2 separate regions of the Homo sapiens genome follow, and region 1 is linked to region 2. A link is an interaction called in ENCODE POLR2A ChIA-PET data of the cell type or tissue named here. Cell type or tissue: K562. All regions are shown on one strand. Each heading gives the region's core, and the rest is flanking DNA. Links, peaks and the distances in the headings are about the cores only.

Region 1 (4,381 bases), core at 95-4,094, 110 kb after region 2:
ATGTAAGTAAAAATCCTTTAAAAAGACATGACAAAGTGTGTCAGATATTAGATTATCAAAAGCTAGGAACTCTCTGGGGCCAGAGCTCAAATTCTCTTGTTTTCAGTCTCTTTATCAAATGAAAACTTCTGTCTGCCTTCTACCTTTAGCATGACACAGAAGTAGAAAGAAGGGAAGTGTTTGGGCAAATGTTGAGCAACACACACACAGCAAATGCTCATTTGATGTTTTGGCTGAATCGTAGAACACAGTAGACTGTCTAAACCCTCTGTTCCTGTTCTGGAATGTTCTGATCATAGCTGCTGGCTTATGTCTATCTTATAGCGATCCCCAAAGCTGCACCCGGCGTGGTCCTGAGGATCACAGGACTTAGCATTTCCTGCTTCCACAATGCTGGCCCTTAAGGGATATACTTAGGGATCCAGAGGAAGCAGATTGTATCTGTTGAGTGCTTGAAATAATAATAGTGATGATGATTGATGATAATGATGATGATGATGATGATATCTAAGCTATCACATGCCAGGCACTGTTCCAAATGCTTCAATGCTTAAACCATCCCTGGGAGGAAGGGTCTGTTACTGCACACATTTACAGAGTGAGTGCATCGCTTAGGCTCTCTCGCTTCTCTACATGGCCCGTAAGTAGCGGAGCTGGGCTCTGACCCCACGCAGACTGCCTCTGGAGCCCACCTTCTGATGAATGAGAATGCACATGGGGCAGTGGGCTGAGTCATGGGACACATGCAAGGTGAGTTGGGGATTAGCCTCAACCCCTTTTGGCTTTGATAGAAATCCTTCTCAGAGACTCTCGGAACAGAGTGGTGGTAAAGCACCACCTGGGGCCTGTGGGAGGCCATTTTGGACCCAGTTCTCAGTTTCCAGGGCTGTAGATGTCCCTGGATGGGGCCAGCGCCTGGGGTCCCCCCACCACCCCACACCATACCAACTCTTGTTATTAGCCATTTATCTAGCCACTTAGCACTTTCTCTTGGAAGTGCCACGCTTTGGGACACTTGGAGGTTCTGACACGGGAGTTCCTGATAGTCTGCTTCTGGGTAGAGATAATCCTGATGACTGAGGTGCCTGAAACCCCTCCTGCTGCTGAGCTGAGCCCCGAGGTAGGACAAACACCCCTCTGGGCAAGTACAGAATGGAAACTGAAATAGAAATAAACTCCAACAAAAGCAAACTTCCTGGGGTTTTCCTCCTGCCTCCTCACACACACACCTCTGAAAGGTGTGTGTCTCAGAAGCAATGGCCTGGACCAGGAGTCCTGACCTTGCTGTGTGACTTTGAGCAAGGCCGGGCCCTCTTTAGGCTTCGGTGAACTCAGCTGTGAGTGAGGGGTAGGATTTGATGATTTCCAGCGTCTCTGCTTCCAGTGCCTTCACGTTATGGCACCCAGGGCTTGTGACAAGAGCAGAAGGAAGCCAGGCCCATTCCTGGTGGACTTGAAGGTGTTAGCTCTTTGTTCCCTGGAAGAGTGTGGCCACGGCATTAGGGAGGGCTTGCCACTGCTCTGTCCACACACAATTAGGGCTTAGGTGACTCAGAAGCGAACACACCATGTGTTAAAATAAGAGTTGGTGTTTCTGAGAAGGGAAGTCCAGGAGCTGACCAGGATGGGATTAGCTGTTGATAAGGGGCCCAGCATTGTTCTAGCTCTCCCCTGAGGCCCACACCACATCCTAGAAGAGAAGCCAGGTCCCTCGGCCCTACCAGGGCTGGGACAGTCGGGGCACAGCTGCAGGAGACGCCCTGGGAGGCTGTCTGGGCTGCGGCAGGAGGAGGCAGGGCAGGGCAGTGCAGTGGTTGGGAGGTGGCCACTCTGCCTCTGTTGAGTTTTCTGGCTTTGTCACTTGACGTTGATTCTCCCCCAGGGCCAGAGTGGGGTCAAGTGGGGACCATGGAGGAGGACATGAGATCCTAACAGGCGACCTCAAACTGCTGTACAAGCCCAGCAACCCTGACCGCTCCCCAACCCACAACCAGCAAAGGTCAAGGCCAGTGCCAAGGAGTGCGGGGAGGGCGGCGTGGGGGACTCTCCAGTTTAGACTCTTCAGTCTCGAAAAACAAAGGCTGACAGGAATGTGAGGAAACCACTGTTTACTCTGTTTTCAAGGGTGTTCCACTGAAGTGTGTCCCGAGATGTTTCCAGAAGGAGGATGACGGGGGTGGTGCTGAAGAGGCTCTGCCATGGGAACCGGAGCCGGAGATGCCGGCCAGAACTCTGGGTTCTCTGGAAGTGGTGGGAGGAAACCCGCAGGAGGGAAGAGGCCATCTCTCCTTTAACTCCTAGGGGAACAGACCGCAGGGGCTGAGGGTGCTAGCCCTTTCTGAAGCTGAGAGGGAGCCGGAAAGGAAGGGACTCAGGGGATCTCATGGGAGCCAGAAGGGCCCAGACTTAGGATCCGAAATTGTGCCTATGAGAGTGGTGAGCATTGGAGACTCTCCCAGGGGTTGGTTGGTGGCAGGCGACATGAATCTGTGAATGCTGGCTTAGCTTTAGAGGGACTGAGGGTGAGGATGTCACAGAGCCCAAGGGCAGGATTCAGAGCCCAGCCTCCAGGAGGACAAGAATGGGGACATTCCTTGGGGACAAAGTTGGGCTGTCAGTCACTGTCTCAGACCTTCTCTCCGGCCTGTCTGGTTGCCCGTCTCCGCTGTGCGCCTGCAGACCCTGCCTGATCATTGCTGCTCATGGTTTCAAAATGTGTTTCCTCAGATGGTGGCCCCAGGCCCTGAGCCTTGTGATCTTCTGGATATAGAGCTCATGCAGCCAGCTAACCAGAGACCCTGTGCCTCAGCCCCAGGCCCTGAGCCTTGTGATCTTCTGGATATAGAGCTCATGCAGCCAGCTAACCAGAGACCCTGTGCCTCAGCCCCAGGCCCTGAGCCTTGTGATCTTCTGGATATAGAGCTCATGCAGCCAGCTAACCAGAGACCCTGTGCCTCAGCCCCAGGCCCTGAGCCTTGTGATCTTCTGGATATAGAGCTCATGCAGCCAGCTAACCAGAGACCCTGTGTCTCAGCCCCAGATCCTAGAAAGAGAATGTGATTGTTCCAGACTGGCCGGGGATTCGCCCCCTAGTTTAGCGGGCTTGGCCGCGCGGTAGGCCCACAGGAACAACGCAGGGGCCCTCCACTTCCCCTCCAGCTGTGGGCAAGGGCAGTTCTTGCGTCCCAAAGAGGGAACCTAAAGAAAAAAGGGAAATATGGGAGGCAGGAGACTGGGTGGAACCAGAAGTGGAGGATGGGGCCACGGAGACCTCCTGAAGCTGGGCTCGCAGGGAGTTCAGGGGAGAGCCGGAAGGAGTGGGGTCGGATTAGGGACAACACAAGGACCCACACCCACGAGCTGTACAGTTCATTCCTAGATAACGACGACTGGTTTGGGCTTTTATAAACTAAAATTTCCCCTGAAGATAATCTATAACCCAACTGCCACTGATACAGTGAAAAAGTCTGGCTTCTCTAGGAAGCCATTTAGCTCAAGGTAACCTCAAGAAGAGAAACAGAGAGGTTTAGGAGTGACAAAGTTTTCATGGCCAAGATGGAAATGTCCTGCCTAGAAAGAGGCCATAAGGAAAAAGTCTAGAAGTGTATATGTGTGTGAACCTGGACCCCACCGCACCCCAGTGAAATCAGAATCTCGGGGGGGTGGGACTGGCCAGGTGATTCCCATATGCACCCAGGATTTCAAATCACTGGCCTAGGAACAGCTGACAGGTCATTCCCCTTTTCTCCATGACAGGAGCTCAGATGTTTGGAGATTGCCAATAGAAGTCAATGTGGCAGAGCTTGCTCTGTTTCCTGGGCCGTGGGCTCTGGGAACTGGCATCTCAGAGCCTCATGGCCCGAGAAGCTGTGTAGCTACCCCTGTTCCTATTGGTGAAGCCACCCAGCACCCTTAGTAGAGCAGCTCTGTCCTATCCCCACTGGGTGTTCAGGCAGTAAAGATGGGGGGTTGTGCTCAAAGAGCCACAACCATCCTGGTTTTCTGGAACTATCCCAGTTTCAGTACTGAATGTCCTGTGTCCCAGGAAACCCTACAGTCTGTGTAAACTGGGGCATTGGTCACACAGTGGCACTCAGCTGAGGGTCAGGAGAGCCCAGCTGACGTCTTTCAGCCCTGACACAGGCCCCACACCCACGTTCCACAGCGGCTCCTGGCCTGGGAGCTCCAAGCCTGGCATCATTCTCGGCGCTGGGCTCTCCCTTGTCCTGGAGAATGTTGACTTTTCTCACACCCACACATACACATGCACAAGCAAGAAGGAAAAAAAATGCAGGCATTGTTCAGACTTATAGCAGGTTATATTCTAGGAAAAGGTGGTGTAAGTCAAAAAGATAAAAATTGAATCCATTTTCCCACAGAA
Region 2 (4,381 bases), core at 77-4,076:
GCCTCAGGCCTCAAAGAGGACTCTCTCCCAGACCTCCCCTACAGGGACAGAAGATCCCACTCCCCAGTGCCCGCCTGAAGCAGTAACCAAAGGGGCAAAGGGATAGTGGGAAGTGGGTAGGTGGCAAGAAGCCATGCCTGGGGACCAATTTCAGAGAAGAGCAGTGAGGCTCAGGGTTGCAGTCTGGCTCGTGGCAGCCTCAGGCCCAAGAGGGGACAGAGATGAAGGAAGCTTTAGAGCAAGGTTGTCTGCAGAGTCCTTCATACCAGTTCTCCACAGGGCATACATGGTGGTTCATCACAGCCATGGCATACCTGTGGGAACAGAACTGTCACCCTGGCAGCCTTCCCGAGCCCCACTCAACCCACCCCATGACCCTTCTCTTCAACCTTGATTTCTGGCCCCATTCAGCCTCATTATTGTTGCTGGGGACTCAAGTTGAGGTCCCTAAGGCTTGATGCCACACCAGCACCTGCAGCATGCCCCCAGCTACAGGCCCTCTGGAAATTGCCCTGGCTAGAAGTATATTTGTCAGGGCCACCCTGCTGGACAGCAGTGGTGCCAGCTTGTCCCAAGGGGCTGTGTGCCCAGGCACCAAGTCAGGCTTTTGAGACACCCAGAGTGACCCTGGGTACCACCGTGGCTATGACAGGACAAGAGACTTTGTGTGCGTCATCAAGCTCCTGTTGCCCCCCGGGCACCCCCCTTTACTCACACAGTCCATATGCCAGTGATGGAGAACGCTGACAGGCTGACAGGCAGGAGGATCCAGGCGGTCATGAGGGAGGGGAGCCAGGGTGGTGGTGGTGTTGGGGGGAGGACAAGAGGTAGATGGGGAAGTGGGGGCGGACCAGCTACCTTGAGATGTTTCTGCCACAACCATCAGCTGTCCTGGCCTGGTGGAGAGAGATCAAAGTCCAGGAGTGGGTAACTGGCCGGGAAGGGGGAGGGGAAGGGGGTCAACACCTTATCCAGCGCTCCCGTTGGGTCTCTGAGCGTCCAAAGTTTGGGCTGAGCCCACGGCAGAACGTGAACACCCTCTGGCACTGGGGGCCTCCGCGGTCAACCCAAATGCCACCGGCGTGCTGAGAGACGCAGGCGGACCGTAACATCTGGAAGGGAGTTACCCTCCTTCTGAGGGACCAGGGCTGGGAGAAGGGCTGGACAACCGAAGAGGCCACGCCAAGGAGAGGCTGGGTGCCGGCCCAGTGGAGCGGTGGCGAGTCGGCGGCGCGCAGGCAACCACCTGACCATCGGCGCCCTGGGCGAGGGGCGGGTTCACGCGGAAAGCCCAGCCCGGCCCGGCCCCCGCTCGCCTGGGCGCGGGGACCCCGGCTGGGGCCGGACCCTGCGGCCGGCGACCCCCCAGGACCCGGGACGCGAGAGTCCCCAGGTGATTCCTGGAAGCCCGGAGGAAGGGAAGGAGCCCAGTACGCACCTCCCCGGAGCGCCCCGCCGCCGCCGCACCCTGCTCGGCCCCCTCGTGGCGCCGACTCTAGCTGCGGCCCTCGGAGCAGCCCTGAAAGGTTTAAAGGGCCGAGCGGCCCCGCCCCTGGAGGCCCCAGGCCTCGCCGCGCCGCCCGCCGGGACGTGGAGTCCGCGCAGCCCCGGCCTCGGTGCCCGCGCCCTGCCCGAGACTACAACTCCCGAGCCCCCGCGCCCGCGTCACGGGGGAAACGTGGGCGGTGTCCCAACTTCGGAGGACCTGGGCGCGGAGGGCTGTGGCGTGAAGACCGCTCTAAAACCGAGATGACTAGAGGTTCCGTTTAACCGATTCCTGCCGGGGAAGCGTCAGCAGGTGGGGATCTCGGGGCAGCCTGCATTCCAGCTCTACCTGGGATTGTCGCCGTGCACATGGCTGGAGGAGCGTCTCTCCGCCACTGCGCACATTTTGCAGCCTGCACCGGCCAACGGTGAGTCCTCTAGGAAGCTCTCTCAACGTGGCGCCCCATGCCTGCCTCTGGCCAGGGCTGCGGTGGGTCCAGAGAAGCAGACACAAAGACTTGGCTGTTTCTTAAGAAATCCAAGCGCCTGGGATTTGGCTTATGGTTCCTGTGGCTCAGCAAACTCCGGAGGAGGGCTGCTTTCATTAGATACTTTTTGCTTTCCTGCATACAAGTACACAATGTACTAGCCAGAAATCAGTGTCCAAGACGTGTTTCCCGACTGATCAACACTTATTTGAAATAAGACGGCAGAGACCAGAGGACATCCATTCTAAATAGACACATGTAGGTGTCAGTGTAGAGTAGGTAAGGATTAACATGGCCAGTGTTGGTAAGCAAAGAGGGGAAGGTGAGAGACCCGGAGGAATCTGGGAAAAGGAAACAGGATAGTGTGGGAAAAATTACTGACCAGCTTCACCAAAAACTTACAGGCTATGAGTGCATTCCTGGATGTTTCTTTTTTTTTTACTTTTTCTTTTTCTTTTTTTTTTTTTTGAGACGGAGTCTCGCTCTGTCGCCCAGGCTGGAGTGCAGTGGCGCGATCTCGGCTCACTGTAAGCTCCGCCTCACGGGTTCACGCCATTCTCCTGCCTCAGCCTCCCGAGTAGCTGGGAACTACAGGCGCCCGCCACCTCACCCGGCTAATTTTTTTGTATTTTTAGTAGAGACGGGGTTTCACCATGTTAGCCAGGATGGTCTCGATCTCCTGACCTCGTGATCCGCCCGCCTCGGCCTCCCAAAGTGCTGGGATTACAGGCGTGGGCCACTGCGCCTGGCCCGGATGTTTCTTAAATTATTGCAAGGGTGGAAATACTTTCACATATCAGAAGTGTGCCTGGCATTCTGTCTCAAAGGCGGTCCCAGCATCTGTTGGAGCCCTTGTGAGATGACAGATCATCACCTGAATGGTGCACAGGCGCAGGTTGCCCAGCGTGGGGAGCTGAAGTTTGGCAACACTGGTGAGGCAAAGGCTATGTGAAACAACAGGGTCCTGTGCTTTAGAGAAGTAGAGCAGAATAAACTGCACAATGACTTGAAGAGGGAGAAACCTTCTTGGACCCAGTGGAAAGCAGAAATGGAAGCAGAAAACCTGTTGGAGAGCCCTTTTTCTTTTGAGACAGAGTTTCACTTGTTGCCCAGGCTGGAATGCAATGGTGCAATCTCGGCTCACTGTTACCTCTGCCTCCTGTGTTCAAGTGATTCTTGTGCCTCAGCCTCCCGAGTAGCTGGGATTACAGGTGCCTGCCACCATGCCCAGCTAATTTTTTTATATTTTTAGTAGAGACGGGGTTTCACCATGTTGGTCAGGCTGCTCTTGAACTCCTGACCTCAGGTGATCCGCTCGCCTTGGCCTCTCAAAGTGCTGGGATTACAGATGTGAACCACCGTGCCCAGCGGGAGAGCCCTGTCCTTAAACACATTAGGACAAGTAGTTAAAACAGGGCCAAGAAGTATGGCTGTGTAGTGATCACTGTACAAGCACACCTGGCTGAATAAACCAGTGGGGGATAAAATCCAGCTCACCTGCCGCTGGCTATGCTTTGTGCCTCAGGACAAGGGTGTGCTTCCTTGCTAATTGACAGGAACCATCTTCCTGCCCAACTGCATTCCCACTGCGTAGGCACCTTATCTGCCCAATGGGGCTGTGAACCCTAATTGGAAGCTTTGCAATTCTTAACACTATATCTTCTTGAGCTGGGTTTGAGTCCCTATCCAATCAAGATGAAGGCCTGAGAGGACTACTCAAGTTCTAACATGATGTGGGGGCAAGGCATAGTAGTCCAGATCCGGGACATGAGGCAGCTTTTGGCTTAGTATGACAATCTAATAGTTCCTAAAATAGAATTATCCCAGGATGGAGCTCCGTATGACAGAAGGGCTCTTCATAGGTAGTTGGTAGGGGGAATTGTGTATCATGTAAGAAGTAGGACCAGATGTCTTTAAAAAGACCTTCCAACTCTAATGCTACATGAGTCTGTCTAGTTGTTATGTTCCAACAGGGACAGCTCTTAAAATAGTGTGGCAAAGCAAGAGATGAGATTTCCAGTGCTGACTCGGTGGTGGAATGACTTTAGGGCAGGTATTTAACCTCCACTTCCCCAAGTACACAAGTTATTTCACAACTCTTGGCAAAAACAGTGCTGTAAAAATCGTAAGTTTATTTGTTAAAAAAAATACTGTATTTGAAAAGTACCTTCCTTCTGGGATTTTCAAATAATTTGTACACTACATTTTATTCATCTACACATTGGAAATGAGTAAACTGGTGAACATATAGCTTTTTATACATTTAACACAACCAGTGCAAATTCTCCTGCCTCTGAGAAGGCAGAGAAGCCCTTTACTCAGAAGGTCTTCAATTCTAGCATTACTCCAACTCCTAGGGAAATTTCGGGTGGGTGCCTATGGCTGTATGACCATCTGATTCCTCAGGG

Evidence for each region. ChIA-PET counts read pairs that join two places held together with the same protein. Peaks named below come from ENCODE experiments on the same cell type or tissue, not always from the same donor. Only the 100,000 strongest peaks of a DNase experiment are listed, where the experiment ranks them.
Region 1: POLR2A ChIA-PET joins it to region 2 with 5 read pairs; 3 of 35 experiments call an interaction of 5 or more read pairs at or near these places.

Annotation. Positions count from the first base shown.
Region 1 is chr2:85,709,292-85,713,672 of GRCh38, forward strand. No RefSeq gene overlaps it. Among named protein-coding and RNA genes, the nearest start is that of GNLY, 17 kb to the left of the region's middle. RefSeq lists enhancers at 1,406-1,906, 1,907-2,407. In K562, for the core only: no CTCF peak of the experiment used is centred there; no DNase peak of the experiment used is centred there; H3K27me3 peaks cover 670 bases.
Region 2 is chr2:85,601,169-85,605,549 of GRCh38, forward strand. It overlaps TMEM150A (transmembrane protein 150A), which reads right to left and starts at 1,530. Exons shown (of 8, transcript NM_001031738.3): 1 at 1,439-1,530; 2 at 716-896; 3 at 267-314. The coding sequence starts at 780. C2orf68 (chromosome 2 open reading frame 68) reads right to left here. Exons shown (of 4, transcript NM_001013649.4): 4 at 4,086-4,381. It also overlaps a transcript of USP39 not described here. RefSeq lists silencers at 1,000-1,059, 1,160-1,739. In K562, for the core only: CTCF peaks have their summits at 1,498 (motif pointing left) and 2,251; DNase peaks (open chromatin) are centred at 1,573, 2,178 and 3,664; H3K4me3 peaks cover 2,314 bases.